Regions from separate parts of the Mus musculus genome. Here regions 1, 2, 3, 4, 6 and 7 are each linked to region 5. The links are chromatin loops, found by intact Hi-C in ENCODE. Cell type or tissue: left cerebral cortex. All regions are shown on one strand. Region 1 overlaps Ank3 (ankyrin 3, epithelial). Region 2 overlaps Ank3 (ankyrin 3, epithelial). Region 3 overlaps Ank3 (ankyrin 3, epithelial). Region 4 overlaps Ank3 (ankyrin 3, epithelial). Region 5 overlaps Ank3 (ankyrin 3, epithelial). Region 6 has its middle 87 kb from the start of Cdk1. Region 7 overlaps Ank3 (ankyrin 3, epithelial).

Region 1 (4,000 bases), 54 kb before region 5:
GCCAGGCTTGAATGCAGACAGCAAATACTAAAAGAAAAAGAAAAGCTAAGTGTGTGTGTGGTAGAAATAGTTATCAGGAAGGGATAGGGGAAGATACAAGAAAGCTATTCCAGCACTTGGGAGGTAGGTGGATCTCTGTGAGGTCAAGTTCAAGGCCAGCCTGGTTTACCTAGATATCCAGGATAGTCAGAGCTATCTGGAGAGACATTGTCTCAGAAAAACAGCAATAGAAAGATACAATAGAGCAATAAAATTTAGGAAATGGTACCTTGGACAGTGAGGACATCATTCAGCGCATTCTTGATCCAGGAACATTCGATGTTCAACGAATTAAAGTCTGGGTTGTTCACACTGTTCGTTGGTTTTTAAAAGTGTATGGTGAACAGGTTCACAGAGAAAGAGCTGGCCATTCAATGTGATGACCTGGAGGTTGGATCCCTAGAATCCCATAAATGCAGAGTGGGCAAGGCATCTCCCTGAAATCCTAGACCTGACCATGGAGTCAGATATATGGCACCCCCTAGACAAGCAGATTAGCTGTACTAGACATGCCAAAGACCTCTGATTTCTGGTGAGTACTTGCCTCAGAGAATCAGGTGGAGAGCAACTCAGGAAGACTTCTAATATCACCCTCAGAGCTACACACACATGTGAGCCCCCCTACACACACACACACACACACACACACAAATACATGCCAAACCAAGTGTGTATTTAAGAGAAAGAACAAATCGTGTTCTTCACAAAGTAGTGATATTATGGGCTAGGGAGATGGTTTAGCAATTAAATTGCTTGCCCCCGTGTGCCTGAGAGTTTGGCTAGTTCAGATCTCCAGAGCTCACAAGTAAGTGTGAGGGCCTAACTGTAATCCCAGTGCTTAGAGAGAAGAGACAGGAGATCCCCCAAGTCAACTGGACAGCTGGACCACCTTACAACAGTGAATAAGGTGATCAACGTACAAGGAAGAATCCTGTTGCCCTACACACACACACACACACACACACACACACACACACACACACACACACACCACATACTCCACCCACATACCACCCACACATACATCCCACACATTGACAAACAGCGCAGACGCAGACACATACACATACCACACACACAGACACCCCTGTGGCTAATAATATTTTTAAAGAATTTACTGACATGACAATAGAAATAAGCCTCTTTCCCACTATCTTAGTATGAAGATGAAGCAGGCCAGGGCACATGGTCAAAGGCAGTTAAGTACAGATAGAGTTTTGGGTAGATTTTAAGAACTCGGGCAAAGAATTTTCTAAAATTTGTAGTATGGGGAGGGGGGTGGCTGTCAGCAAACATCTTCACCCACTGAACCATGTCTCTGGCCCTCAGAGAAAGGACTTTTTGTAATCCTCCTAGAGCACTCTCACTCAGGAGAGAGTAAATATAATTTGCTTTGGCATAATCCAAAATGAAGGGGAGTCTGAAGGACCGGTCTGGGAAGTGTGAAGCTGGCTCGGCCTACCAGGAACGGTCCTGCTTGCCCAATCTCTCTGGTAATCATAAGAAGATACAGAGCCATTATGTGAGTGGCTTTCTGAGCCTGGGAGGGAGCCAGAAAGATTAGCTAACCTCTGGGGAGGCAGGAGGAGGGCGGGGCATGGTGTTACTGTTGATAGGACCAGGAGGCAGGAGGAGGGCGGGGCATGGTGTTACTGTTGATAGGACCAGGAGGCAGGAGGAGGGCGGGGCATGGTGTTACTGTTGATAGGACCAGGAGGCAGGAGGAGGGCGGGGCATGGTGTTACTGTTGATAGGACCAGGAGGCAGGAGGAGGGCGGGGCATGGTGTTACTGTTGATAGGACCAGGAGGCAGGAGGAGGGCGGGGCATGGTGTTACTGTTGATAGGACCAGGAGGCAGGAGGAGGGCGGGGCATGGTGTTACTGTTGATAGGACCAGTGGGAACTGCTCCTACCCAAATTTTAGCATTTTGGGGAATACCTCGTGGGCAGTGTCTCTCTTCATTTTCCCCCCCACTGGGGTTTCTCTGCTTACCTTTCAAATGGACATTCATTAGCTGCTCGTGTGTCCTGGAGGTAAGCTCAAAATGATAACTTTGAAAACCTAGAAGGGAAGACCCTGTCTCAGCGTCATTTCAGTTGCCGTGATAAAAAAATAAATAAATAAATAAATAAATAAATAAATAAATAAATAAATAAAACAAAACAAAAACTCTTGCAAAAGTAACTTAAAGGTGAGAGGGTTTGCTTGAGCTGGAAGTTCCAGGTTTCAGTCCACCGAGCCAAACCATCAGGGGCTTGAAGCATCTGGTCCTTTACTTCAGAAGGTCAGAAGGACAGAGCGATGCTCACATGCACATGGGAGCTCAATGGTCCTTCTCCATTCTTTTAAAGATTTGGCTTTGCTTTATGTGTATACGTGTGTTAGCGTGTGCCTACAGTGGCCAGAAGAGAACTTTGATTCCCCTGGAGGAGGAATTACAGGTAGTTAAGAGCTGCCTATCATCGGTGCTGGGGACCAAAGCTAGACCCTGTACTACAGCAGCCAGTACCCTTGACCTCTGAGCCACGGCTAACTGCTCTTCCACACTGTGCCTTTCCACGTAGACCCTCACAGATAATCAATCCATCACACCCTAAGTGTTTCCTTCCAGAACATCATCTCCTGCAAGCTTCTTCACCTCCCACGTAGCCTAACCCCCACGCAGAAGCTCCAGAGTCTCCCTTGTCTCACGTTCATGTCCAGCCAGCCAGGAACTCTTATCTGCTCTGTTTCTGCATCCATAGAACCTCTCAAGTCTGCCTTCTCCTCTCCATTGTCACCAGCTCAGGAGCTTCCCTGTGGCAGGATCCAGCGGGTGCCTTTTGTGTAGCTGTCATTTGTTCTAACCCCGTAGACTTAGCTGTAAATTAACATACGTATTTCTATTTATTTGGAAGCTAGATTGAATGAGACTGAGGCTAAGATTTACTTATTCAGCTTTAGCACAATTATTGAGGGAATTATCTCCAATCTATATTCTTTCTTCATTTTAATGTATATGAGTACACTGTCACTGTCTTCAGACACACCAGAAGAGGGCATCGGACAAGTGCTTGTGAGCCGTCATGTGGTTGCTGGGAATTGAACTCAGGACCTCTGGAAGATCGGTCAGTGCTCTTACACTGAGCTGTCTCTCCAGCCCCCCTAATCTATTTTCTAACACTAAACTGGCTACTTCCTTAGTTGTGGTCCCCAAATACTTGCTGTTGGAGTCTCACCTTTGTTATTTCTGCTCCATCACTTGGGCACCTGCTCTTGGTCCACTACATCTAATGGAGACCTCACGTTTTCTCCATCTTCTTTCTTCTTCTCCTCCTCCTCCTCCCCTTTTTCCTCCTTCCTCCCCCTTTTCCTCCTTTCTCCTCCTTCTCTCTCTTCCTACCCTCTTTCTCTTCAAGGTCCCTACCTGTGACTCCCCAAGCCCAGTAACCAAAGACCCACCTACCTCTGTCCTCCCCAGCCGTTGGTTGTAGCCACTTTTATTTAACCAATAGCTTTAAATTGGGGAGCAAGGTTTATACAATAAAGGCAATGTATATGTAAGAATTTGGGAGCAACCAGATCTTGGGGTACAGAATTTAGCATTTTGACTACATAGCAGCACCAGACCAACCCCCAATGCTCAGCTGTGCACCCAGCTTCTAAAGAGGTCCTTACAACTCTACATTTCTTCTGCCTCCCAGCTTGACCCTCCTGGGCTTTCACTCCTGTTGTTGGGTAATTGTAACGTGTTCATTTTCATGTTTGTGTAACACCCCACCAAGAACTTACAATAACCCAACTAAGGTCTCTGCCCTCCTGTAGATGGCAATGTGGGTTCTTTCCAGCTTGAAGCTATTGCAAGGAAGCCTTCTGTTTACAGATACCCTCTTGATATGCATAGGTGTTTGCCTCAGGAGAGAATAGATCTATAGGTCCAGAGGTGGAGTTGTAGGTTATAGAAAGGCAGCCAGATACAC
Region 2 (4,000 bases), 310 kb before region 5:
TGACTTTTCTTAAATGTAAGCGTTTCAGATGCATCTTTTTCTTATGACTCAAAGTATTAATAAGCTGGATCTTCCGACCTGCCGCAGAATCAAAGCTTGTCACAGGATAAAGCCAGCTCTGGAACATGGCCAGGTGTCTTCCTTTTACAGTTACATGGTTATGATGATGGCAGACACTCATTTTTAAAACAGATAAAATACAAAACCGTGTATGCTTATGTACATGTTTGTACACACCTCCAAAGCTTCAGAAATCTAATTTATGGCCATAAAAATGAGCAATGTGGGATTTCTGCAGAGCAGCTATTTGATTGACGGAAACAACACGAAATTAGGACTTTCAAGGGCTCCGTGGATGCCCACGACCTTTAGTTGTTTACTTTTCAAAATTATGTTACACTAAGCCTCATAAAGAAAATCCAAGACTACTTTTCATAGCATGCTCGAAGAATCAAAGGAACAACCGCTCCCCCTAGTGGCCAATGGTAAATTAGCAACAAAAAGAAATTGCATTAAAATTCCAAACACAGAGGAAAACCGTTCACTCCAGAGGAAGCGCAATCTAAGGGTAGGCACTGGGATACCGACTTTGTGCCTCTGTGTATTTCCAAGCAGTTCTTGGCCAAGCTGCTTCTCCTTTTTCTGTTGGAAGTGTGACGCACAAGTTTGTGGTTGGTTTAAAGGCATTTGGATTTTTTGCATGTAGCAAGGGTGCATATTTTTGTTATGATTCTTTGACACAGAGTCTTGGAACAAAACAAACAGATGTGAATACTCTCCTTAATTTATGATAAAAAGCCTAGGTCCAACAGAGAAAGTGCCATTGTGTTCTCCAGTTATCGCTGTGGTGTACCTGAGACACTCAATCAGTAGGAGGAGGTGACGTCAGCTTCACAGCTCTCCAGAGTCCAGCCTGCAGTCACTGTTCTGGCATTTGAAGCCTGGATGGGGTGGCACCTCGTATTGGGGTTTATTGCAAAGCAGATCCACTCCCCTCATCCCAAGAGTCAAAAGAGAGTAATTGCCACAATCCATTGCCAGGACACATTCCTGAGTACCTGAGATACCCCCCCCCCCTTGTGCTCTGTGTCCTAAAGGTCTGAAGTAGCCCCAGCTACTGTTACCCCAGGGTCCAAGCCTACTCATACGGACTGTGCACATCCAAACTAGGGAAGCTTGTAAAGGCTTTGTTTTGAACTGTGTGCACGCATGTGTGTGTTTTCATTCATCTTGTGCTGATGTGTGTGCTTGCATGGGCATGCTAGAAACCAACCTTTAGTGCTGTATTCTATGGGAATCTTCCATCTTGATTTCTGGGGTGTGGTTTCATACTGACCTAGGGCTCACAGATGACTGCCTCTACTGACAGGCAAACTCTGCTCCAGGGATTTACCCTCTCTGCTTCTCTGGGGCTGGCTAGGTGCTTAAATCATGTGGTAGCCCCCTTTACCTGGGTTCTGGGGACCCAAGCTTTTATAAGAAGCACTTCACTGATAGAGCCATCTTCCCAGCCCCTCCTGCGGTTGTTTTAGGTTCCTTTTTCTTTTCTTTTCTTTTCTTTTCTTTTCTTTTCTTTTCTTTTCTCTTCTCTTCTCTTCTCTTCTCTTCTCTTCTCTTCTCTTCTCTTCTTTTCTTTTCTTTTAAAGTACATACAATGTCAATGGCAACTATCTGGGACATTTTTCTATTAAAATGTGTTTATTGCTTAAAATGGCAAACTCAGCTCTAGAAAGTCATTGCAAGTTGAAACTTTCTAATTAATACGGTTTTAGACACATCTCTGAAGATTTTTTTCCGAATGAGAATAAACCAGTGGCCACAAAGGACAGGAAAAGAGAGTAAATCTCACATGATAGAGAAAGCAAAAGTGGGCATATCGTCATACATGCTTAGAGTTTTGAAGCTTACCAAATACAGTTCAGAGCTAGCAAGTCATTGGCCATGCACTTTTGCAAACACTAGGGGGCAGTGTTACAGACAGCAGGGAGACTGGACTGGACAGGAATTTAGATTTCTTGCTGCACTTACAAATGGGTACTGACACTTATGGGCTGTTTATATACGTCAGTTCCCACTATTTTCAGCATTCTGTTAAGAACTGAACATCCTTTAATAGGAGTTCTGTCCAGGGAATTGCTGGGGGGGGGGGGGGAGGAAGAAGGGGAGGAGGCAGAGAGGCATGGGAAGAGAGAGGAGAGAGAGAAAGGGAGGGAGGGAGAGGGAGAAAGAGAGGGAGAGGGAGAGAGGGAAGAGAGAAGAGAGAAGAGAGGGGGAGGGAATGCCAGATACAGGAATTCGGGCCACATTGCACAATTCTACCTTTTAACAGAGAGCCAGAGGGAGAAGCTCCATTTATTCTGTATGAATTCAGAGTACTGCTGTGTGTTGCGGAACCCACGCGTTGCACATCAGTAAAAGAACTCAGGCGTGCTGGAGAACAACCCTCCTAGGAGTTCCCGGCTCTCCCAAGCTTTCAACTGTCTTCCTTATGTCTGGTACTGGAAGTGGAGTGATTTTTTTGGTTGATGGTTAGAAATGGTAATACCGAAAAGAATGCCTGAATGAGGCAAAAGGGGGGCTCTGTGAAGATAGCAGGGATGGCTGGCCTGTGGCACAGTGGATAATGTGTCTGATGACAAAGTGGAGGGAAGCAGAGTTTCCCATCATTCACTGCTCACCGGATACGACCACTGGCAATGGCGTATTTTTTGAACTCCTTCCTACTTCTGTCTCTACCCCTCCCATTTCTGGGCTGCCCTTCGGCCTGAATCAACCTCTCTGGCACTGGTCTGTTGGTTCCTTCATGTGCTCCACCAACTCCGGGGACTCGCCACTACTTTAAACTGTTTGGAGCCTGCAACCCCAGAGCTGGGGACACACAGGCAGGCAGTTCTCAGAAGCTCGCTGTCCAGCCTGTCTAACGGGATCAAAAACTCCACTTTAATACCTGTCTTAGGGTTTTGCTGCTGTGAACAGACACCATGACCAAGGCACGTCTTATAAACATTTAATTGGGCTGGCTTACAGATTTAGTGGTTTAGTCCATTATCAACAAGGTGGGAGCATGGCAGCATCTAGGCAGGCACGATGCCGGAGGAACTGAGAGTTCTACATCTTCATCTGAAGGCTGCTAGGAGAACTGACTTCCAGGCAGCTAGGGTGAGGATCTGAAGCCCACACCCACAGTGACACACCTACTCTAACAAGGCCACACCCACTCCTACAAGGCCACACCTCCTAAGAGGGCCACTATCTGGGCCAAGCATATACAAACCATCACAGCCTCTTATTCTCATACAAATATAGATCCAAATGCACATATATACATGCACACACCCACACCCATACTTTAAAAAAAATTTTTTTTGCTAGATTTCTATTGACACTGCCTGTAACTCAGATTCCAACTATCTAGGCTCCCTGCATACTGTGTTTATTGAAATAGGGGATGAAACTATGTATATTTTTTCCCCTATGAGATCTCAACATCGGGGTCCCACAGATTGAGGGAAGGTATTCCCCCAGGGAGTCTGCCAGGTGTGTGTATTCCTGGTCCCCCACCACCACCACCACCACCACATCCCGGAGCCCCTGATTCACTGATGCCCCCTCACAGCCTTTTCAAGAACCTTCTTCCCACACCATCCCTTGTCCCCTGGGTTCTTGTACTAACTCTTCTGAGACTCCACCCATCTTCAAGGACAAGAAGGTGAATGTCAACTAGACCATTCCCTTCCATTCCTGGCCTCTCCCTCTTGCCTGAGCTGACCGACGATATTATTTCTTTATTTTTGCATAAACCTTCAGAGCTAGCAGGCTTGCCAAGACTCTCTGACCGTTGAGAGTGTTCTGCATAACGGTGGAAGGCTCCTGGGGCGCTCAGTACAGACTGGAAAAGCCTGTGTGCTGGTGTTATAATTAACTGGATTTCTTCCTGCAGAAGTGAAAATTACTGCAGTGTATTTAGATTCTCACAAGAGTTGTTGAGCCTGGGTGAGGG
Region 3 (4,000 bases), 94 kb before region 5:
TGCTGCCGCGCCTGGCTTTTTATGTGGGGATCAAACTCAGGTCCTGAAGATTGTGTGGCACACATTTTGCAAATTCCACCACATCCCTGGCCCACCCACCAAACAGACCTTTCTGATTGTCTGTCTTACCTGTGCTCACCATGTCTTTAAGTCAGCGTCATCTGGGCAGGGTTCATTCCCCATCGGTGCTCCTTACACCATTTAGAGAGAACCTCTCTGCTGCTGTTGGTACATGCTTGCTACCTGGCTTTCGTTGATAGAATGAACGTCAGAACGTTTTCTTGTTCAGCCCAAGTTCTTAGATTAGTACACAGCACTTATGAAGACACTAGATAATCTGTACTGAGAGAGAAGTCACAGATTGTTGTAAGCCTAGCTTTAAGGCAATCTGTCTGATCCCTTAAGCCTTTTTTATATTGCTGAGCTAAGAAAGCCTATCACTCCGGAAGCCATCCTTCAGTCACCATATCCAATATGAGCCCTTTCCGTTGGGCCACTTGAATTTTTTGTCTTCGTCTCTCTGTCATTCCCTGTGACACTGAGTTAGTTTTCCAGCCATACATCATTATTCTATACATCATTCGTGAGTGTTCTAGTTTCCACTTTCCTGCTGTGATAGAATATTCTGACCAAAAGCCATTTGGAGAGGAAAAGGTTTATTTGGCTTACACTTCTAGGTCATCCGCTTGCTTGCTATCTCAGGCCTATGTGTACCTAGCTTCCTCATACCACTCAGGCCCACTTGCCTAGGGAATGGTGCCACCCACAGAGGGCTGGGCCTTCCTATGTCAGTTGCCAATCAATACAATCACCTGTAGACATGCCCGCAGGCTAAGATGATTTGGACAGTCCTACAGTTGAGAATTCGTGCTTGGGCAACTCTAGGTATATCAAATTGATTGTTAAGTCTCATTAGGATGGAGCCTCTTTTTGTTTTTGACAATGTTTCCCACTGGCAGGCTCCGAGAAGTCCTGTGTTCTCTGAGATTTGTTTACTTTGCACTTCCTCTAAGACTACAGGAAAACATAAAGCAAAGGAGGATTTGGTGGAAGTGAGGGAGGATCTGTGTGGGGCAGTGTCAGATGGGAAATGCCCCAGCCCTTGGCGACACCTTTAGTGTCTCCTTTGGTTCAGGATAATAGAGGAGAATGCTTGAGGCAGGAACATTCCAACTCCCCAATGGCTGCCCAAGTGTTTAAATTCATCTCAATATTTATTACGCTTATATCCCCTTTTCTATCTGCATAACTCCGCTAGGCAGTATAGGAAAATACTATCATAAATCTCTTGCCTTTAAGGAATATGGGTATCTGAAATATGTAGCCATTTGTGGTAGTGAGATGGCTGAGTGATTTCACATTGCTTTGTCTATGAATGTTTCCTCTCATGCCACAATAAATGTAGGGGGGATAGCTGGTCTTGGAAAAGTCAGGTGTTCCTGGATCCCCTGGGCACACGTCCCAACATTTTTTGAAAACAGAATTTGTTGTTATCATAGAGGAAACGGCTTATTTGGCTTATTTAATGTGCTAAATTATACTATTGGTAATTTAGACCTCCCTTGTGGTAAATGAGCCTGCTGAGACTCTCTGGGCTCTCCCACTTTGCTTCCATACGTAACAGAAGCTCGAAAGGACTCACGTTAGCCTGCTTGGCCTTGATTCACGTATCCAACCACTGAGGGGTGACTGCCATTCTTCACAATTTTCCCTTCAGTGCTGGAGATGGACCCTGAGGGCTCCTATATTCATTTCTTCTCTGAGATCTTGAAATAAATCTTCAATCTTCATGCTGCCCGTGACTATTATTAAGCCAGGATGATTTAAGCTGCGGACTCTTCACTGGGTCAGTGGCTTCCTTTTACTTGCTGACGCATGGGGGCGCCAGACTTCTAGAAATGGATGAAGGTTTCCCTGCCACAGGGTAGTCTTGTTTCTGAAGCTCGGTAATGTTCTGCAAGGGCAAAAAAACAGCAAGAGTCCAGTGATTAGGAGTTGGCTTTCACTATTTTTTTTCTTGCATTTTTAAATGATAAATCCTACTGGGAATATAGTAACTTCTGGCCCCTGGTACAAACCATATAAGTTTTAAACTGGGGAAAGAAACTACCCTGGACTATTTTTTTTTCTTTAACACAAGAAAGAAAAGTTTTCTTTTTAAAGCAGGAGCCGTTCAAAAGGATTGTCAGTGCCTTTTAAAATCGTAAGGTATTTCCAAATGAAGCATCAGAGTTTTTAACATGTTCCTGTTTGTTCTGTTATTTGCCTCATTTGAGCTAAAAAGAAAAAAAAAAACAAAAAAAACAAAAAAACAAAAACAATGAGTCCTCTTCCCCTTCCGTGTTCCAGAATGGATTGTCGCCACTGCACATGGCCACACAAGGAGACCATTTAAACTGCGTCCAACTCCTCCTCCAGCACAACGTGCCCGTGGACGACGTCACCAACGACTACCTGACTGCCCTCCATGTGGCTGCCCACTGCGGCCATTACAAAGTTGCCAAGGTTCTTTTGGATAAGAAAGCTAGCCCCAATGCCAAAGCCCTGGTGAGTAGTCCTGCCATCCAACCCAAGCGAGGGTCTTGCCAGCGGCACATGATGCATCGCGTGTGGAGGGATTGCTCTTCCAGAGACAAAGACGGAATGCCCATTAAATCACTGTACTTTGTTAATCTTTCCAAATGTCCTTGGGAGTAGACAAAGCCTCCTGTGCTGGTGGGAATAAAGCTGACAGTGCAAAACGGCTGGTTCTTCAGGGCCCCACTCAGGTTCCTCTTACCTGAGAGAGAGCCTGACATTAAACGGTTATAAAAAAGACCGACCTGAACAGCTTCATTCACCTCACTGCGGTAATGTTATGATTCCTCCAGTTAGAGGGGTTTTGTTGTTTTCTTTCTGACGTATAGAATCTTGAAGCAAACTAGACATGACTGCCAGCCCTTGTAAGGCTGAGTCAGGAGGATTACTATGAGTTCAAAATCAGCCTGATCTACAGAAGGAGACTTTCTTTCAGATAAAAATAATGATAATGTACATATGTATGAATGATATGTATGTATGTACATATATATTATACATTTATACATGCATGTGTATATGTGTGTGTGTATGTATGTATACACACATATACATACATATATACATTATACATACATGCATATAAACAGACAGCTGGGCATAATGTCAAGAGCAGGAGAGCTCTGAGTTTGAGGCCAGCCAGGTCTGGCTAGTCCCAGGCTAGCCAGAGCTACATAGTGAGACCCTGTCTTAAAAAATAATAATACTATTTGTCCAAGAATTTGTGAGCTTAAATGATATTAACCTTTGTTGTTGTTTTGTTTTTTAATAAGACAATGCTTGCTATTGTTAAAGTAAATAACCCTTAGTACGGTTGAAATAAATAATCCCTAGTAAAGTGTTGACATTTCATTCAGAGTAAGCCCAGGCACTCAGAGAAAGAACGAAAATGCCCAGTCCCGGGGAAGACGTTGATTGACTAGTGATTTTGAGGTATAGGTTGACTCCAGCCAACCCTTCCTGGCAGGCTTCTGCTTCCCTCAAACGCTGCCTTGTGACCTTGCCTTCAGAACCTCTGTGCCTCTGCCTCAGGGGGGCCTGAAATTCAGTGGAGAGGAGGGAGCTTGGCACTCAGTACACAGCCGGCAGCGCCTTGGTCTTTGGAAACCCAACAGCGTCTACCAAAAAAAGTATTTTAGGAGCTGCTGGCCTGCCCAGTGTGTCAGAAGCCTCTGCCTTCTGAGAAGGGAGGGGACCTCTGAATGGCCATGAGTCACTCTTTTTCCATAGGAGAAAAAAAAAAAAAGTAAGGCTCTAAAGCAGGACGTGGCTTAACTTTCATTTTCCTATGACTCAAGTTTTCCCAACAGAGGGACATTGTAGTCAGTTACCCTGGGATGGATTATAGCCAAAAAGGAAAGAAAGAAAAGATAAGAAAAGCATTCCTGGGACCTGCCCAGGGGCACCTGCTGTATCTTTGTGT
Region 4 (4,000 bases), 75 kb before region 5:
TAGAGGGAAGGAAGAAGCTGGGGCGGGTGAGGGGGGGGCATGAGAAGGATGGTGAGGGGAGGCTAGAGTGGCTTCTTCAGGTCAGTTTCCCCAGTAACTCTCCAGTCCTAAGAACAAAGAAAGACCTGCCTTTTTCTTACCTTTTAGGGACAGCAGGAAGCTTTATGGACTCTGTCCTAAAAGTACAGGCCTGTGTTTTCAACAACTGTGAAGTTTCTATACATGTATAGAAGAACTTTGGCTAGTCACTTACCCAGGACTCTTCCTTATCCTCCATCCCCTTCCTGGAGCATAAGGGACCCAAGACCCTACTTCAGTAAAATAAAATAAAAATAAAAATAAAATGATAAAATAAGTAGTCAATATCCAGCTTTGCATCTATCAAAGTTTAGAATGAATGTTTCCAAATTTACAAACTCACTGCTCAGTAGTCAGAGAGCAGGACCAGTAAATAATAACTCTGTTATGTTCCATTGACCTGGGGCCACAGTCAATTAAGCATCAACTTTTCTAATGGGACATTGATCTTCGGTATCGCGGCACATTGCTTGGGCCAGTGTTTATGTCCCGATGTCCCTGAAGCACTGCAAGCCAGAGACTTGTTATCAAAGACCAGTTATCTCAGTGACAGACTGGCTTATCTGCTAGGGGAACAATCCTCCACACAGTGCTTTCAACAGCTGAATTCTTTCCAGCACTAAGGGAGTAAACACAAAGCTCACTTCTGCCTCTTTTAAAGTAACAGGAAGGTCACAGGACTGCAGATCTTCCCCAGAAGCCCCACCCACTTCTGATCTTTCTCATTGGCTACTTTTGACGCAAGAGATGCTGGGAAATGTAGTTTTCAGTTGGGCACGGTTTTCTTTCAATAAAAGGAATACATACATCATCTACCATTTTCACCCCCGCAAGTGCAAGTTCAGATTCTGAATGCCAGTAGACAGAGTTTCATAGGGTGCCATTAACACCCCAGCTGCTCCCTCTATGCACACCCTTCTTCTTCACCCCCTTTTCAAAATCGCTGGTACCTTATACACTTCCTAGAAACATGATGCGCGACTTTAGGTGACTGGGATGCTAAAAAGTACATATGCTAAGGGATAATGGGATGCTAAGATCTATTTTTTACCTAATCTGCCTCCAGAGACAGGAAGCTATGCTAGAAAGAAGCCTGGCTTGGTTGCTGGCAGAATTGAGAGGCTAATTAGAAAGCAACACTTGAGCCTGTAGTAACTGGTCATACTTCTTACTTTACGTATCTGTGGGGTGGGGGCATGGTGGGGGACTATCAGTAGGGTTTTAAATACCATCTATTGCTTTTGATAATTGTTTGTAGTGTGACTCGCATAGGTTCACGTGACAGATATCGTCTTCAGCAAGAATCTCGGGAAGTGAGATTTGAGAGATGGTGTAGCAGTCAGGAGTATCTTGTACTCTTGCAGAGGACCTGGGCTCAATTCCCAGGACCCACATAATAGCTAACAACCATCTACAACTCCAGTTTCAGGGATCAATGCTCTTTTCTGCCCTCTGGGCACACAAGGCACATACATGGTACCCATACATGCAGGGAGACACTGATACACATAAAATAAAAACAAATACTTTGTTTTAGAGTGTGAGGCAGTAAAGATGTAAGATCATGCTTTGATTGGGCTGCAGAGATGCCTCAGTGGTTCAAAGTATACTGCTCTTACAGAGGCCAGAGTTTGGGTCCCAGCAACCACACCAGGAAGCTCAAAGCCCTCATAACTCAAGATCCAACAGATTTAAGAACAGCTTCTGGTCTTTGTGGGCACCTGCGCTCACACATACACATAATTAAAATATTTTTTGAGAAGATAAAAACACTTTAAAGGATTATTCTATAATTGGCTCTCCCTGGTTGGTTTATCAAATTAGTACATCTTCCTTGAGGAGAGATAGGAACCAAGCACACTTTTGCTTTCCTGAAAACAGAGTTTAGGAAGCTCCAGATAAATTCCTTGCCTCTTATTGAAAGGATTTCCTCGGAGTCTCTGAAATAATCTTGGTTCTCTTACCTTAGACTATAATTTGTCCCTCCGATGGAACCAGGATAAGCTTTAAAAGCTGTGAGTCTCAATCTGTGGATAGCGACCCCTGGTGGTCGCACATCAGATATCCTACACGTGAGATATTTATATTATGATTCCTAACAGTAGCAAAATTACAGCCACGAAGTAGCAGTGAAAATAATTTTATGGTTTTTGGGGGGGGGGGGTGTCACAACATGAGTAACAGTATCACAGGGTCTTAGTCTTGGGATAGTTGAGAACCATAAAGAATAATGTGTATCTTGTCTGGCATGACACACATTGTAGAGATGCTAGAGCATTTTAAATGGTTCCTTAGGGCCTAGAATTTGTGGGATACGTTAGAAGACAGCAGATTGTCACGTCTGAGAGGATAGCAAACCCTTTCCTGGTTGGGGACGGGAAGTGACTAACACATGGTCTTTTTCTTTTTTTTTTTCTTTTTTTTTTGTTTCCTTCTCTTCTCTCTCTTTCATTGATGCCTTTTGTTTTTGAGACGGGTCTCACCATGTAGCCCAGGCAGGCCTTGTCTTTCCAAATGCTGCACTTACACACGTGCAACGCCACACCTGGGCTCAGCTGAATAGTCCTTTATAAATGTAAAAAACAAAGACGATTCCTGGTAAGGACTTCTCTCATCTTTACCACCCACACTGTTAGAGTTAGGCATGTTGACTAATCCTGCTTCCTCTTTTTATGCTGCTTTGTGAACTTTCTCTTTTATGGAGGGATTGGTAGGTAGTGAACTGTCTCTTGCCCTCATGTCTTACACTGTAGCCTTGGGCCAAGTCCAGTGCTCCTCTGAACTACAGAGGCCTAAGTCCCTGAAGGGTGTGTCGGAGCATTTGGTCAGAGGGCCAAACGTTTCTCAGGGTAAGCTGGTGTTTCTACATGGCAATAGGTCAAGACTAAAAATAGGATTATAAAACCTCCTTCTGCCCTGACTTGGCGAGTCGGAGGAGTCTAGAGGTGACATTTCCACTCTTCACTTCCACTCGCTATGGTCAAGTTCGTGTCCGTATCACAGTGCAATCTTGACTTTCTTGTAGATGATAAAGTCCCAGAAGCACTTTCTCAGGTCAGACACTCAAGTCTTCCGAGGTCCAACTCATTAACAGGAGTCTCTGTCTATAGCAGAATATCAGGACCATCTGAGGGAAGGGTGGCTGAATATTCCGAGAGCATTGGAGCATCTAATTCTGACTGCAGAGTCTCCTTTCTTCCTTTAATCGATGCGTGCCTGTCACTTTGAAACACGCTATGAGGAGATAGCCTGTGCCCTAGATAGCTTCAAACTGTGGCAAGAAGAGACAACTATGTAAAGGAAAGAATGTCACTAAATGTCCAGTACTGGGGTTAAAGGGGTCAAAGACAAAGTGGTGGCTGGGTGTTGGAAAGTGAGAGGCAAAAAGAAGCAGCCGAGTTCCCTGAGGGCATGGCCCTTGAGTTGAGCTTTTGACTGCCTTGTGCTATCTTCGTAGGCAGGCTATGGGAAAGTGTTCTTGGTGGAATGAGTGAGGCAAGTCAGGGAAACCCAAAACAATAATCTCTCTCAATATCTGCAGGGCGATGGGTCTGGCTATCGACTACAGAGGGTCAGACAGACCATCAGGAATCAATGAGGAAAAAAAAAAAAAAACAATTCCCATGAAGATTAAAGATTGCAGCTTGCAGGCAGTACACGGTGTCTTCATTCTTTGTGGGCTGCTCTGACACCATATTGATAAGGAACAGGAGACTTCTCACTGTTCTGGAGGCTGGGAAGGCCACGATCGAGGAGTTCACATCCTGAAAGGGTCTTGTGTGTCATCCCATGGCAGACAGTGGAAGGACAAAGAGTGGCAGGGAGCTAAACTCGTCTTCTCAAAAGCTCATTCTCTCCATAACCCCCTCCCTCCACAGCCCCCTCCCTCCATCTCAGCTGTAAGAGCCTCTTGGGGGACAAA
Region 5 (4,000 bases):
GCCTGACCTCAACTTCAGGTCTCTACATGCGCACACAGGCAAGTACATACTCACACACACAACACATGCCAACAAAACAAAACAAAGCAGTGATAAAGGTCGGATGCCCTTTATTGTTTCAACACATGCCCACAACATTAACTGCTAGAATAACTTCAAGGAACCACAGGTCCCAGGAGGGGGATAGTTTACACAGTGTGATATTGACGTTGGCATCATGGTCTGTGCCCAGCCAGTGACTGTCCTGTGTGGCTGTAAGCAGTCTCTTTAATATTCATCTAACCGCACCTTGTGAGGCTGCCTTGCAGGTAGCTAATGGGCAGGGGATGAGCCAGGGGATGTAGAGTCCTTACAGAAACGCCTGCTGCAGAGCACCGCTCACTTCCTCCATGTTCAGTCGCAGGTGCTGCCTAAGCTGTGCATAGAGTCCTGGAGTCTGATACCGGCCTAAAGACAACGGGGGCATTCCTCACCCCCCACCCCCAATTTGTTCATGGCTATCATTTGCAGGTCAAGCTCTCTACCTGAATGAGCTCTATCTTTTCAAGGGAGCACCGTTTTCCAAATGCACACACAAGCCAAGAACTTTCCACTCACTACCCAGTCAAGAAACAGCAAACAGATGTCCCTCTGCACACCCTGGGCTCCGCCGCACCCACTTGCCTTCTTGCGCTGTAGGCATTTATTTTCCTTTGTGTGCTCTCAAATGAAGCGAGCTCGCTGTGGTGGCTGCTTCTGTTCATTGTGGTCCTGACAGGATCGAGAGTCACCCAGAAGCAAGCACCCAGGCACACCTGGGAGGTATTACTTTGGGCTTGCCTGTGAGAGAACCTCCCCCTATTAGGTTAACTGAGGTGCCCTCAAAGTGAGGAGCGCTATTCCCTGGGTTTTCATCTTAGGTTATTTCAAAGGAGAAAGCTAGCAGAGCATAAATATTCACTGTTCTCTACTTCCTGGTTGCATGTAGCTGCTTTAAACCCTTGTTACTATGAATTTCCTGTCATGGTAAACTCTGCCCTTAAACTGTAAGCCAAAGTAAACCCTTATTTCTGTGTTTGTGTGCATGTGTGTCCATGTGTCTTTGTGTGTGTGTGTCTGTCTGTCTGTGTATTTCAGTGTATCTTTGTGTGTGTCCATGTGTCCTTGTGTGTGACCATGTGTGTGTGCATCTCAGACAAAGCCATTAGGTGTCCTGCTCTACCGTGCTACACCTTAGCCATTAGGTGTCCTGCTCTATCATGCTACACCTTAGCCATTAGGTGTCCTGCTCTACCGTGCTACACCTTAGCCATTAGGTGTCCTGCTCTATCATGCTACACCTTATTGCCTTGACACAGGGTCTCACTGAAGCCAGAACTCTTCATTTTTGCCTAGGCTGCCTGACCAGCAAGCCCCAGCTCTCCTCCTGCCTCCCTCTCTCTCTCTCTCTCTCTCTCTCTCTCTCTCTCTCTCTCTCTCTCTCTCTCTCTCTCACACCTCACCTCCTGACACCTTGTACTGAGATCGCATAGGCAATGCCAGGCTATGCCAGGCTTCCTAAGTGGGCATTGGGGAGCACAACTCAGGTGGCTCTGCTTGCACCAAGTTGCTTTCCCCTGTCCCTATTCCTATTGTTTATTGTTAATCGAGCCAGAGTATCGGCGGTTGTGCCAATTAAGCAGGCGTATGAGCTCCTCTGTGATGAGGTAAACTGCTAGACCTGTCTGGGTGTTCAGAACCTGTCCTTACCAACTCAAGTTTCAGGTGGCAGCTCAGTTTTTATCTCTGGCAGCAGACAGAGATCTATCGTATCTAGGTCTTTGCACAAGAAAAGGTGCTGCAGATGTGCAAACAACATTAACAGGCACGTATCCCACCAGCAAGCATCCCACACTGTGTAACGAAAACCTTAATAAACTCAGTGCCTCCAAAGTCCATTCCTAATAGCTATTTGTAGTTTTGTCAGATCTGGGACCACAGGTTCCAAGTCCCCTTCCTCCTCCCGGGTCCCTAACTTACAAATCAAAGCAGTTTAGCAATGGCTCAACGAGGATCCCCTCAAGTAGCCAGTTGTTGCAAGTAGTTGTATTGAGTCTGATACAAATTAAAATGTGGTTACAAATGTAACACTAAATAGAAAATGACTACCTGCTTCTAAATATATTTCTGTCAACAGAATATTAGAATTAAATTTCTAAGTTCCAAACTGGCACTTCTTTTCAATACTTACCTTTATCAAGCTTAAGATAAATGGTAATTTTAAAAGTGCCCCGTCATAGTTGAGCAGTGAAAAATGGAGCCTTACATTGTAGACATGTGGCCTACAGCGCCATCTTCTGGAGTCATCTGGTAGTGATGGTTCTGCAATTTTTTTCCAAATAGAAAACGTTTCTCAAGATTGCATTTAAAGTGCCGAAAGAATACATAACAATTTACTTCTAAAATCCCCCAAACGAATTACAACAAAATAGTTACCTATTTTCAATCTGTTTCAGTAAACTGGCATTTTAAATCAACCGAATGAAGACTGAGGCATAGCAAAAGGAAAGGAAAATATTCCCCAAATAGGCTCTGAAATCTGATACTTGGGAAATGGAAATTGGGCCAAAGTAAACCAGCACTGATACTTCCCACCTCCATATGATCTGTGTGCATAGATTTGCCAGCAACTTGACATTATGACCATAAATTTGGGACCCCAAGGAACGACCTCAGCTATGTTGTTCCTGGGGTCAGACAGTGCGTTAGCCCAGGCTTGGGAATCAGCATTAGCTACGTTTGGGTGTGGTGCACCAGTGTGCCCAGCACAGCAGGTCTGAGCTGCAGCCCCTGGGTGTCATGCTTCTGCCAGGCACCTCGTGAGGGTGGTGTAACTTGAAGACACTTTCCATGAGCCCGTCTCGAGATAGGATTGTACTGATTGTTTTTCTCCATAAATGTAGGGCTAACCATTTAAAGGTCTGAAGAGAGGCATGACAGAGTAATTTTCCTGAAAACTGTGTTTTCAGAAATGGTTACGTAGGCTGAGCAGAAATTAAACCTGAGCATGGAGCTCATCATTCATGGGACATTGAGGCCTCTGTGTTTCTCTCCTTAGACGTCACACTCACACCAACCAGGTCCCAAGCAGCTCTTGAGAGCAAAGGCACCAGACAGACACAGTCTAAGTAAGAGAAGCAGACTTTCAGGCCCCGCCCAGTATAGGACAGTGAAGTCAGAGTATCCAGTGTGGAACTGAGAGTATAAGCTGTTCACAGACAGTGCTTGTGTCTTAAACTGTGCAAATACCAGGGCGGTAGTTCTCAACCTGTGAGTCGCGACCCCTTTGGCAAACCTTTTTCTTCAAAGATATTTACATTACAATTCGTAACAGTCGCAAAATTACAAAGCAACAAAATAAATTTACATGCATATATGTGTGTATGTGTATATATATATATATATATATATATATGTATTTATATTTATATTTATAAAGTAACAAAAATCATTTTATGGTTGAGGGGTCAGTTCAACATGTGGGACTGTATTAAAGGGCCCGCAGCGTTAGGATGGTTGGAATCGACTGTACTGGGGATTCCATGACTGTGAGTGTGATCCACACAGCACATTTATGGTATGGATTATCTTCTGGACATCTTCTCTGTGCAACAGCGGATCTCTAAGCAACGATTCTTGTTCTATATTCCTACTTCTATGAGTGCTATGTCCTCAGGCACACACCAGAACAGGGCATACGATCCCATTACAGATGGTTGTGAGCTACCATGTGGTTGCTGGGAATTGCACTCAGGTCCTCTGGAAGAGCAGTCACTGCTCTTAACCACTGAGCCATCTCTCCAGCCCCTCTACTTCTCTTTTCTAAAAAAAAAAAAAAAAAAAAAAAAAGGACCATTTAAAATGTATATCTCAATGCATATAAATCCATTCTCCCCTCCCCCAAAAGATGTTGGGATTGTCAGACTTATTAGTCATTCTCTGGTCATCTGACTCATCTGTTGGACTCTTCATATCTGCAGTA
Region 6 (4,000 bases), 520 kb before region 5:
CCCACCCCTACAAAGGGACTTATAGCTGGGGCTTAGGCGTCTGCCTGCTGGAATACATTTGAAGATCAGCTTGTGGAACACAAGGAAAAATCTGTCCCCTAATTGAACATAGACCTTCTGTGCCAGCAGTGGTGGTGAGGAAGTTTTCTAGAGGAGCGCCTTGCCCAGTACCATCTCTCACAAACCCTCAATAAATACTTGAAAGGAGAGAGACTTGTTTGGCACATGTGTAGAAACAGCAGAGCTTTGCCCATGTAGCTTCTTTCACAAAACTAGACAAAGCCTGCAGACACGGGCTCTTGCTTTTGAGGGTCTTTAAAGTTGATCTTGGAAAAGGGCTTTTCTTGGTTTTAAGAGTCAGCATGGCTGCTGAGCACCTGTTTGAGACTTTTCAATTTTATTTGTGAGACCGCCTCGTTGCTGGTCTTGAATTCACCAAGTAACCAGGCCTTGAACCGATCCTGCTCCCAAGTGAGGACAATGAGAATCAGCCATTGTAGGAGGGACTTAGCCTAGCAGGCGCAGCCTCCTGTTCTAGCCAACCTAGAACCTGCCAGCATTGCTAAAAGACTGCTGATGCTTGACCAGGCAATGGAGCGAGCCAATGAGAAAGAGTCAGTACCACATCTGGCTACTTGAGAGCCAATGAGATGCTTGGGGGGAGGGGTATAATGGTTTGCTGAGTTCCAGCAATAAATGCGTCTGCTTTTGCCACTTGCCTGACTCCTAGAGTCTGTGTTGTGGACTCTGGGCCTTCTTACCCCCATCCCCAAGGCTCTTGGTCAGGGTCACACGCAACAAGCCATCACACCTGGCTTATACTACGCTGGGAATCGGACCCAGGTGTGATCCATAATTTAAATATCAACTTGACACACCCTGGATAGAGAGCCTCAGAGACATCATCTACATCGTGTTGGCCTGTGGGGGATTGTCTTGACTGCTTTCATTGATACAGCATTTCTCAACTTGGTCGTCGTGATCCCTTTGAGGGGTAAAACGCCCCTTTCACAGGGGTCACCCAAGACCTTCGGAAAACATAGATATTTACATTATGATTCATAACAGTAGCAAAATTACAGTTATGAAGTAGCAACGAAATAATTTTATGGCTGGGGGTCACCACAGCGTGAGGACCTGTATAGAAGGGTTGCAGCGATTAGGAATGTGGAAAGACCCATCTCCAGTGTGGGCAACACCTGCTGATAACATCGCAGATAAAAGGGCACAGAACAAGGCAAGTATTTTGCTTTATGATTATTTATTCTTCACTCGTGTGAGCCGGTTCACCCATCCTGTCAGTGATGCAGCTCACCCCTTCAGTGATATCAGAACCGGCCTCCACTCTGGATTGAGGAACTCTCAAGGGGTCCTCCGGGCTTTCGATGGCAGATTGGGACTGTTGAAGGCACCTTGCCTCTGTGGGCAAAGCTTGTGGATTACTGCATTCCTGATCTCTCCACTGTGAAATAGTCTACTCCGTTCTACTCTGACTATCATGGAAGCCAATTTAGTATATTCTCTTTTAACACATATATTCTTCTGTCAGTTCTGTTCCTCTTGAGAAGCCGATGAATACTTCAGACTTCGGCGCTCGCTTAGAAAGCATCCTACCAGCTGAGACCTGTCCTCAGTCTAGGACTTATTTCAAAGAATTCCTGTGAAAGACGAAAGTGCCCAGCGTTCTTCTGACATTTCTTCTGTTAAACAGGAATGAGTAATATCCCCGTGGTTAAGAAATGCCTGGCACCTGGGGATGAGACGCTCCCACCCACTGATGTCAAGGAGGCTCAAACGGTCCAGCCCATTCTCCTGTTGTCAAGCTGGTTCTTATTTATATCTGTGAGTTGGTGGCCTCTGGTTTGCTGTGTCCTTTGAGCGCTATAATCAGTGTGGCACAGTCGTGGTTCCAATCCTATGAATAGTTCTGTCCCAAGCAGTTCTTACATCTCACGGGTGCCTTCTCTTCCCTGAATCTTAATTTTCTCATGAGTAATTGGGAGAGAGGGCAGAGCAGGCTTAAGTCAGACCCTTAATCGGATGAGTTATTTCTAGATGCTTTAGACGGTCCATCCTGCTGTGAAAGAAAGCGAGAGGAGCTTTTCCTCAAGGCTCCTCCTCTCCCTTCTTTTCTGAAAGCAAAGCAGGCTTATTTAGAATAGCTCGAAGCAGAAAGCTGGTACCAGTTCCTTCATTTAGGCTACTTCGAAGTGTTGTCTCCAGGCCAACATCAGAGACATCACTGGCACACTTGGAATATTCTGGAAATGCACTTGTATTTCACTTTGGCCTAGATGTACCCCATTCCTGTGGCTCCCAGCAGGGAAGGGAGGGACACAGAGAGAGAAAAACAGAGGGGATGGGGGAGATGGGAGAGAGGAGGAGGGAGAGAAGAATACTCACTTCTTGTATATGCGTCCACGGGCATGCGTGGTGCATGTGTGGAGGTCAGTCTCCAGTGTGTCTTCAGGGGTCTTCTACCTTCTGAGACTGAGTCTCTCACGGATCTGAAACATGGTCACACAGGTCAGATGAGCAGCCCATCAAGCTTCCAGGGATCTGTCTGTCTGTCTGTCTGTCTGTCTGTCTGTCTGTCTGTCTTTCCCCGATCGTCCCATCTGAGCATTGTTGGAAGTACCGGTGTATATCACTACACTCAGCTTTGTAACGTGGGCTTTGGGGATCTGAACCTGGGTCCTCATGGTTGCAGGCCAAGCGCTGTACTAACTGAGCTGTCTCCCAGTACTGAAGTTCCTGATTTAGAAGTCCTTCCGTGATTCTGTTTCAAGCTAAGGATTTAGAAGTGCTGCTGACGCCAGAACTATTAACACAGAGGAGACCTCTCTGACTCTGGAGGATAGAACTTGGCTGGGGACTGAGTGGGTTAGAACTCACCTACAGGGGCTGAGCCCACTCACTGGGTCCCTCCCTCTCTACACACTAGAGAGAAGGGAAGAGGGAGGGGATGGTGTAGACAGCTTAAGGCAGGCTATACATCACACAGACCAATGTCAAGGGTGTAATGTGTAAGATATCCACCACAGTCATTTCTAGAGGCTCATCCACCTTAGACTACTTTAGGGATTGTAAGGTTTGGTTTTTATGAAAGTTTAAAAGTACTTGTACTGTGTGTATGTGTGTACATGTGTGGTGTGTGGTGTGTGATGTGTGATGTGTGTGTATGTATGCATGTGTGGTATGTGTGGTGTGTCTATCTGCACATGCAACACACAGGCAGAGTCCAGAAGAGGGTTCTGATCCCCACCCCACCCCCACCCCTGCAGCTGGAGTTACAGGATCCATCAGTCACTGGTGGGATCTTTGGCTGCTTCTCCTTTCTGGTTATTGTGAATCCTACAATTTTGGGCTGATAGATTTATCATTGAGATCTTGCTTCCAGTTGCTTCGGGCTTGTATCCAGATGTGGTTGCTGACTCATGTGGTAAAGGTAGGTTTAACATTCTGAGGAACCTCAATTCTCTCCCCCTGTCTTCCCCTCCCCTCTCTCTTCCTTTCTCCCCTCTCTTCTCCCTTCCTTTCTTTTCCCTTCCCTCTCTCCCCTCTTCTATCCCCTGTCTCTTCTCCCCTCCTCTCTCACCTCCTCTCTCCTCTTAGAGACAGGATGGTCTAGAATTCACTATATAAAACAAGCTGGCTTTAAACCCAAACCCTCAGCGATCCCCCTCCTCTGCCTCCCAAGCTCTGGGATTTAAGGCATAAGTCATCTCCACTGGCTTTATACTGGTGTTTGTAGTAGCTGCACTATTTCATATTCTCACTAATCATGCATATGGATCCTAATTTCTCTACATCTGCACCTATACCTGTTCCTTTCTGGATTTTGTTTTGCCTCTTTTTGTTTTTATAATTGTCTTAGTTAGGGTTTTACTGCTGTGAACAGATACCATGACCAAGGCAATTCTTATAAGGACAACATTTTAATTGGGGCTGGCTTACAGGTTCAGAGGTGCAGTCTATTATCATGACAGGACACATGGCA
Region 7 (4,000 bases), 61 kb before region 5:
AAGCTTGGTTGGCAGAAGATAATGCTTGCTAAAAGCAAGGTCCAGACTGTCCCGAGAAGCCAATATGGTCTCCATACAAACTGACCAGCAAAGCAGGAATGAATCCAACCTCCTGGTACTTGAGACTTTATTGCAAACTCAGACACCACCTTCTCAGACCTGCTCTCGCGCTTATGATATATAAGCATCTATAATGTATAAGGAATATGAATTTTCATAGATGGGAGGATGTGATTTGCTTTGGTGTCTATAATCGTAAGTGGCATAGCTCAGCCCCCACCCTCTTGGTCCAGAAAGTTACTGAAGCCTCTGAAGCCATTGTTTCTATAAACAGATTCTCCTACACGGGGACAGTGTATAATGTAGCAATCCTGAGAAAGAAAGTTCCTAAGGGCCTCTGTTGTCACAGCAGCATGAGGAACTAAGCAGCCAGAAGCAAAGCTTCAGAAGAGAGGGTTCCTCCTTTAATGGCCTTGAGGTTGCACGTCTCTTGATTATGCTGCTTAAAATACTCAGTGTCTCTGGAAGTCACCATCAGGGCACGCCGAGCATCCAGGTGTCAGTTGCTAGCACCTTGCTCAGCATAAAGGAGCCAGGACTCCTGCAAGAAACAGCTGGATATGTGATTAGAGTAGGAATGTCAAGGTGGATCTGGAATGTCTTCTGTTGCTCCAAAGTAAGTGTTTCAGTTGGCTGTCTGCGGCTGTGATAAAACACAGACCAGAAGCAACTTTTGGAGCAGCCATCTCAGCTTATAGGTTATTCCTATATTGTGGACAGGGTATGCTCCCTCACTGAGAAAAACCAGGATAAGAAGTCACAACAGGAACCTGAAAGCTGGAACTGAAGCACAGGCCATGGAGGAAAACCGCTTACTGGCTCTCTCCCAGTGACTTGCTCAGTTACAAGTATTTTTGTACAACCAGGGGCCACCTGCCCAGGAGTGGCACCATCCCCAGTTGATGAAAACTCACCGCCACAGCAAAGAACAGGCACTGCCATCACTACCAAAGTTAAATGACATATATGAATACAAGGAAGGAGGTCAGGGGTGGAGGGTAGGGAGGTCACACACAAATCAATAGAAAAAGTTCAAGAAGTCCAAGGCTGGAACACTTTGACCAGAACTAAATCAAAAAGTATTAACACATAGTTCAAAGTATGAAGCAAATATTTCGAAGCCCATGCTGGTGTAAGCAAACAGCTGAATGTGCGGGAAAGACCGTGCAGGCTACTGAGGGAAAAGAATCACAGAAAGTATACAGGGCGTGTGGCTCATCGTCAGGCCCCTGCCTCAGGGCCTGTGCTCAATCCTGAGATGGGAGGTGGTGCGACTGCTCCCCTGGCGAAGGATTCCAGATTCCTTCAGAAAATGCTTCACTCTCAAGGAAGCATTGAGCCTAATTCCCCACAGCCCTAATATGAGCTGGCACGGTGGCCTCCCTCCAAAACACAAATGCATGAGAGCAGTACCCAAGCAAAGGAGAACAGAGAGGGCAAGGTTTCAGAGGAGAAAACTGGTGGCTATGGCCTCAGCCAGAAGGTAAACAACCGCATTTGTTATAATGATGGACGGTGAACGAGGAAGGGAGCTTCGCCTCCACAGCCTGCCTTCCCCAGGGTGATCGCAATAGAAAAGACAAGGCAGACGTCTCTTTAAACGACTGGCATGGCTCAGGACCCTCAAGGTCCTCCATGCCAGAGAAAGATGGAGAGTTCTAACAGCCCAGGACAGCCCCGAGAGCCATTTCTACTACACAGAATGTAGGCGCGGCAGGACCAAAGTCACAGAAATGCCAGTATGACCCAAAGTTTGATAATGATGTGTTGATATCGGTGTGCAATGACACATGTTCTTTATTAACAAGTTATTATGCTGAGAGACTTAGTAGGGGGCATATGGGGATTTTTCTGTACAATTTTAGAGTCTATAAAACTAACTGAAAGTTTATTTTAAAGATGTGATCAATTTCAGTATTATATACTAAGAGAGGCACAAAAAATGTTTTATTTCCACATAACAGTTGAGCGTATGTGTGTGTAGGTGCTTTGCTTGAATGCATATCTGTGCACCAGCCAGAAGTGGGCTTCTGATCTCCTGGAACTGCAGTGCTGTGAGCCACCATTTGGGTGCTGAGGGCCTAACCGGAGAAGCAAATTCTCTTAACCACTGAGACATCTCTCCAGCCCCCACTTTCAGCTTTTTTTTTTTAACTTAAATGATACAGATGCTTTCTTCTGAATAGACATAGATTATAACGTTACAAAGTCACCAAGTAGCAAACTAGAGTCAGACAGGCACTGCCCAGTAGCACGCTGTGCTTGAGGAAGATTTTTGGGAGCTAAGATGATTCTCCAAACATGTGGCCTCTAAAATGTCTGGATGAATATAATTATAAAATATGCACAACGTCTATCTCTTCAGTGTTTTTGCTGTATCCCATCAGTGGAGTGGACACATAGTGGAGAAAAGAAAGGAAGTGAGGGGCTTGGCGCCAGGGATAATGACAAATGCCTCCCTTCTCGAGTGACCCTGATGGGATGGGATATTTGGTTCTTCTGGCATGGATATGCAGAGCACTGCTTTCCCCTCATCCTCTGAAAAGCCTTGTTAGCTTTGCCCCTGGACTCTCTCACCTTGAACTAATCTGAAGGGCACTTCTGAGTTTCTGAGGATTCACCCTCCCCCCCCCCCCCCCCCCCCGCCCTGTGCTGCTTAAGAGAGATGCATGTTGGGCTAGAGAGATGGCTCAGTGGTTAAGAGCACTGACTGCCCTTCCAGAATTCCTGAGTTCAATTCCCAGCAACCACATGGTGACTCACAACCATCTGTAATGGGATCCAATGCCCTCTTCTGGGGTATCTGAAGACAGTGTGCTCATATACAATAAATGAATAAATAAATAAATAAATAAAATCTTTAGAAGAGAGAGAGAGAGAGAGAGATGCATGTTGTGTATACAGCCTTCTAAGTTCCTCATCCCATAGGATATAAATCAGTCAAATTGGAAAGAAATAACTAGTCTCCTTAAAAAAGTCCTTTCACACTGAAGCAACTGCATTGTTGTTGTTGTTGTTGTTCTCAGACCATCACGGAGAAGCACAAAATGAATGTCCCAGAAACGATGAATGAAGTCCTCGATATGTCAGACGATGAAGGTATGGCAGTGTCCTCGAGGGGTTGCCATGGTGATGAGTGACCCTGTCTCTGTTGCTTCCTGAAGAAAGTCTGTCACAAACGTGTTTTGGGCGAGGGGTGGAATGTTTAGATGTTGGTAGTTGTGTCATGGGAGATGAGTATTTTCATACACTCTTATTATCACTTAAATCATGCAGTAAGGAAAGCCAGCGCCCCCGAAAAGCTCAGTGATGGGGAATATATCTCAGACGGTGAAGAAGGTATTTACAGCTCTCTCGTGTGATGAGACTTAATCTCCCGGCTCCAGCTCTCATTTCTTATCTCTGAAAAGTAACACTTACTCCAGTTACTAACCTCTCATGTCATTTCGAGAATTAATTTGGGGAGGGGGGAGTCATTTAAAGGCTGGCCCCGGGTCCTATCTTATCCTCTTTCAGACCTGATTTCTTAAGCCCACTTCTCACCGTTAAGCAGAAAATAATGTCACTAACTATGATGGTCACTCTCTCTCTGTGGTCTCTGTCAAGCAGAAAACTGAAGTTTTATTGTTTATATCTGAATCTAAAAAGGGGAAGCTTACTGTTTAGAGATGTTTTGTTTGTTTCTTTTTTTTCCTTCCTGTAAAAGGCATCCCTATAAGTTGTAGGGTGAGTGCCTGGTCCACAGCATGCTCTGCAGTAAAGTCAGCTTTTGATGTTGGGACCAAGCATGAGAACTCACCCTGAATCAAAGCATCCCAAGCTGTATTTTCAACAGTGGCTTGAAAAAGAGATTGATATGCAGTAGGGCTGCATTTCATGTACTCAATAAAGCTGACGTTTTCTGCTTTATTCAAAAGGATGATATTCTTGACCATGGCAT

What was found. Peaks named below come from ENCODE experiments on the same cell type or tissue, not always from the same donor. Only the 100,000 strongest peaks of a DNase experiment are listed, where the experiment ranks them.
Region 1: it touches region 5 in a loop (2.2-fold over the local background); 9 of 42 quality-filtered maps call a loop at or near these places.
Region 2: a loop joins it to region 5, with 5 times the contacts of the local background. A loop is called at or near these places in 25 of 42 quality-filtered maps.
Region 3: it touches region 5 in a loop (10-fold over the local background); 33 of 42 quality-filtered maps call a loop at or near these places.
Region 4: it touches region 5 in a loop (2.1-fold over the local background); 5 of 42 quality-filtered maps call a loop at or near these places.
Region 6: a loop joins it to region 5, with 3 times the contacts of the local background. A loop is called at or near these places in 9 of 42 quality-filtered maps.
Region 7: it touches region 5 in a loop (2.3-fold over the local background); 7 of 42 quality-filtered maps call a loop at or near these places.

The regions. Positions count from the first base shown.
Region 1 is chr10:69,908,955-69,912,954 of GRCm38, forward strand. The region is part of intron 23 of Ank3 (ankyrin 3, epithelial); the gene reads left to right. It overlaps Gm33361 (a long non-coding RNA gene), which reads right to left. Exons shown (of 2, transcript XR_380548.4): 1 at 269-4,000. Among named protein-coding and RNA genes, the nearest start is that of Gm33361, 11 kb to the right of the region's middle. In left cerebral cortex, no CTCF peak of the experiment used is centred here; DNase peaks (open chromatin) are centred at 1,562 and 2,669; H3K27ac peaks cover 737 bases.
Region 2 is chr10:69,654,556-69,658,555 of GRCm38, forward strand. The region is part of intron 1 of Ank3 (ankyrin 3, epithelial); the gene reads left to right. Among named protein-coding and RNA genes, the nearest start is that of Gm33464, 94 kb to the left of the region's middle. In left cerebral cortex, CTCF peaks have their summits at 485 (motif pointing left) and 1,958 (motif pointing right); DNase peaks (open chromatin) are centred at 135, 484, 864, 1,957 and 2 more places.
Region 3 is chr10:69,868,653-69,872,652 of GRCm38, forward strand. Ank3 (ankyrin 3, epithelial) reads left to right here. Exons shown (of 43, transcript NM_146005.3): 10 at 2,350-2,547. Among named protein-coding and RNA genes, the nearest start is that of Gm33416, 4.3 kb to the left of the region's middle. In left cerebral cortex, a CTCF peak has its summit at 1,871; DNase peaks (open chromatin) are centred at 1,889 and 3,771.
Region 4 is chr10:69,887,861-69,891,860 of GRCm38, forward strand. The region is part of intron 16 of Ank3 (ankyrin 3, epithelial); the gene reads left to right. Among named protein-coding and RNA genes, the nearest start is that of Gm33416, 23 kb to the left of the region's middle. In left cerebral cortex, CTCF peaks have their summits at 768 and 2,126 (motif pointing left); DNase peaks (open chromatin) are centred at 855 and 2,118; H3K27ac peaks cover 839 bases.
Region 5 is chr10:69,962,517-69,966,516 of GRCm38, forward strand. All of the region lies in intron 29 of Ank3 (ankyrin 3, epithelial), which reads left to right. Among named protein-coding and RNA genes, the nearest start is that of Gm33361, 43 kb to the left of the region's middle. In left cerebral cortex, a CTCF peak has its summit at 2,321 (motif pointing left); DNase peaks (open chromatin) are centred at 652 and 2,318; H3K27ac peaks cover 1,166 bases.
Region 6 is chr10:69,437,762-69,441,761 of GRCm38, forward strand. No RefSeq gene overlaps it. Among named protein-coding and RNA genes, the nearest start is that of Cdk1, 87 kb to the left of the region's middle. In left cerebral cortex, no CTCF peak of the experiment used is centred here; a DNase peak (open chromatin) is centred at 1,926.
Region 7 is chr10:69,901,112-69,905,111 of GRCm38, forward strand. Ank3 (ankyrin 3, epithelial) reads left to right here. Exons shown (of 43, transcript NM_146005.3): 22 at 3,087-3,159; 23 at 3,337-3,399. Among named protein-coding and RNA genes, the nearest start is that of Gm33361, 18 kb to the right of the region's middle. In left cerebral cortex, a CTCF peak has its summit at 2,149; no DNase peak of the experiment used is centred here.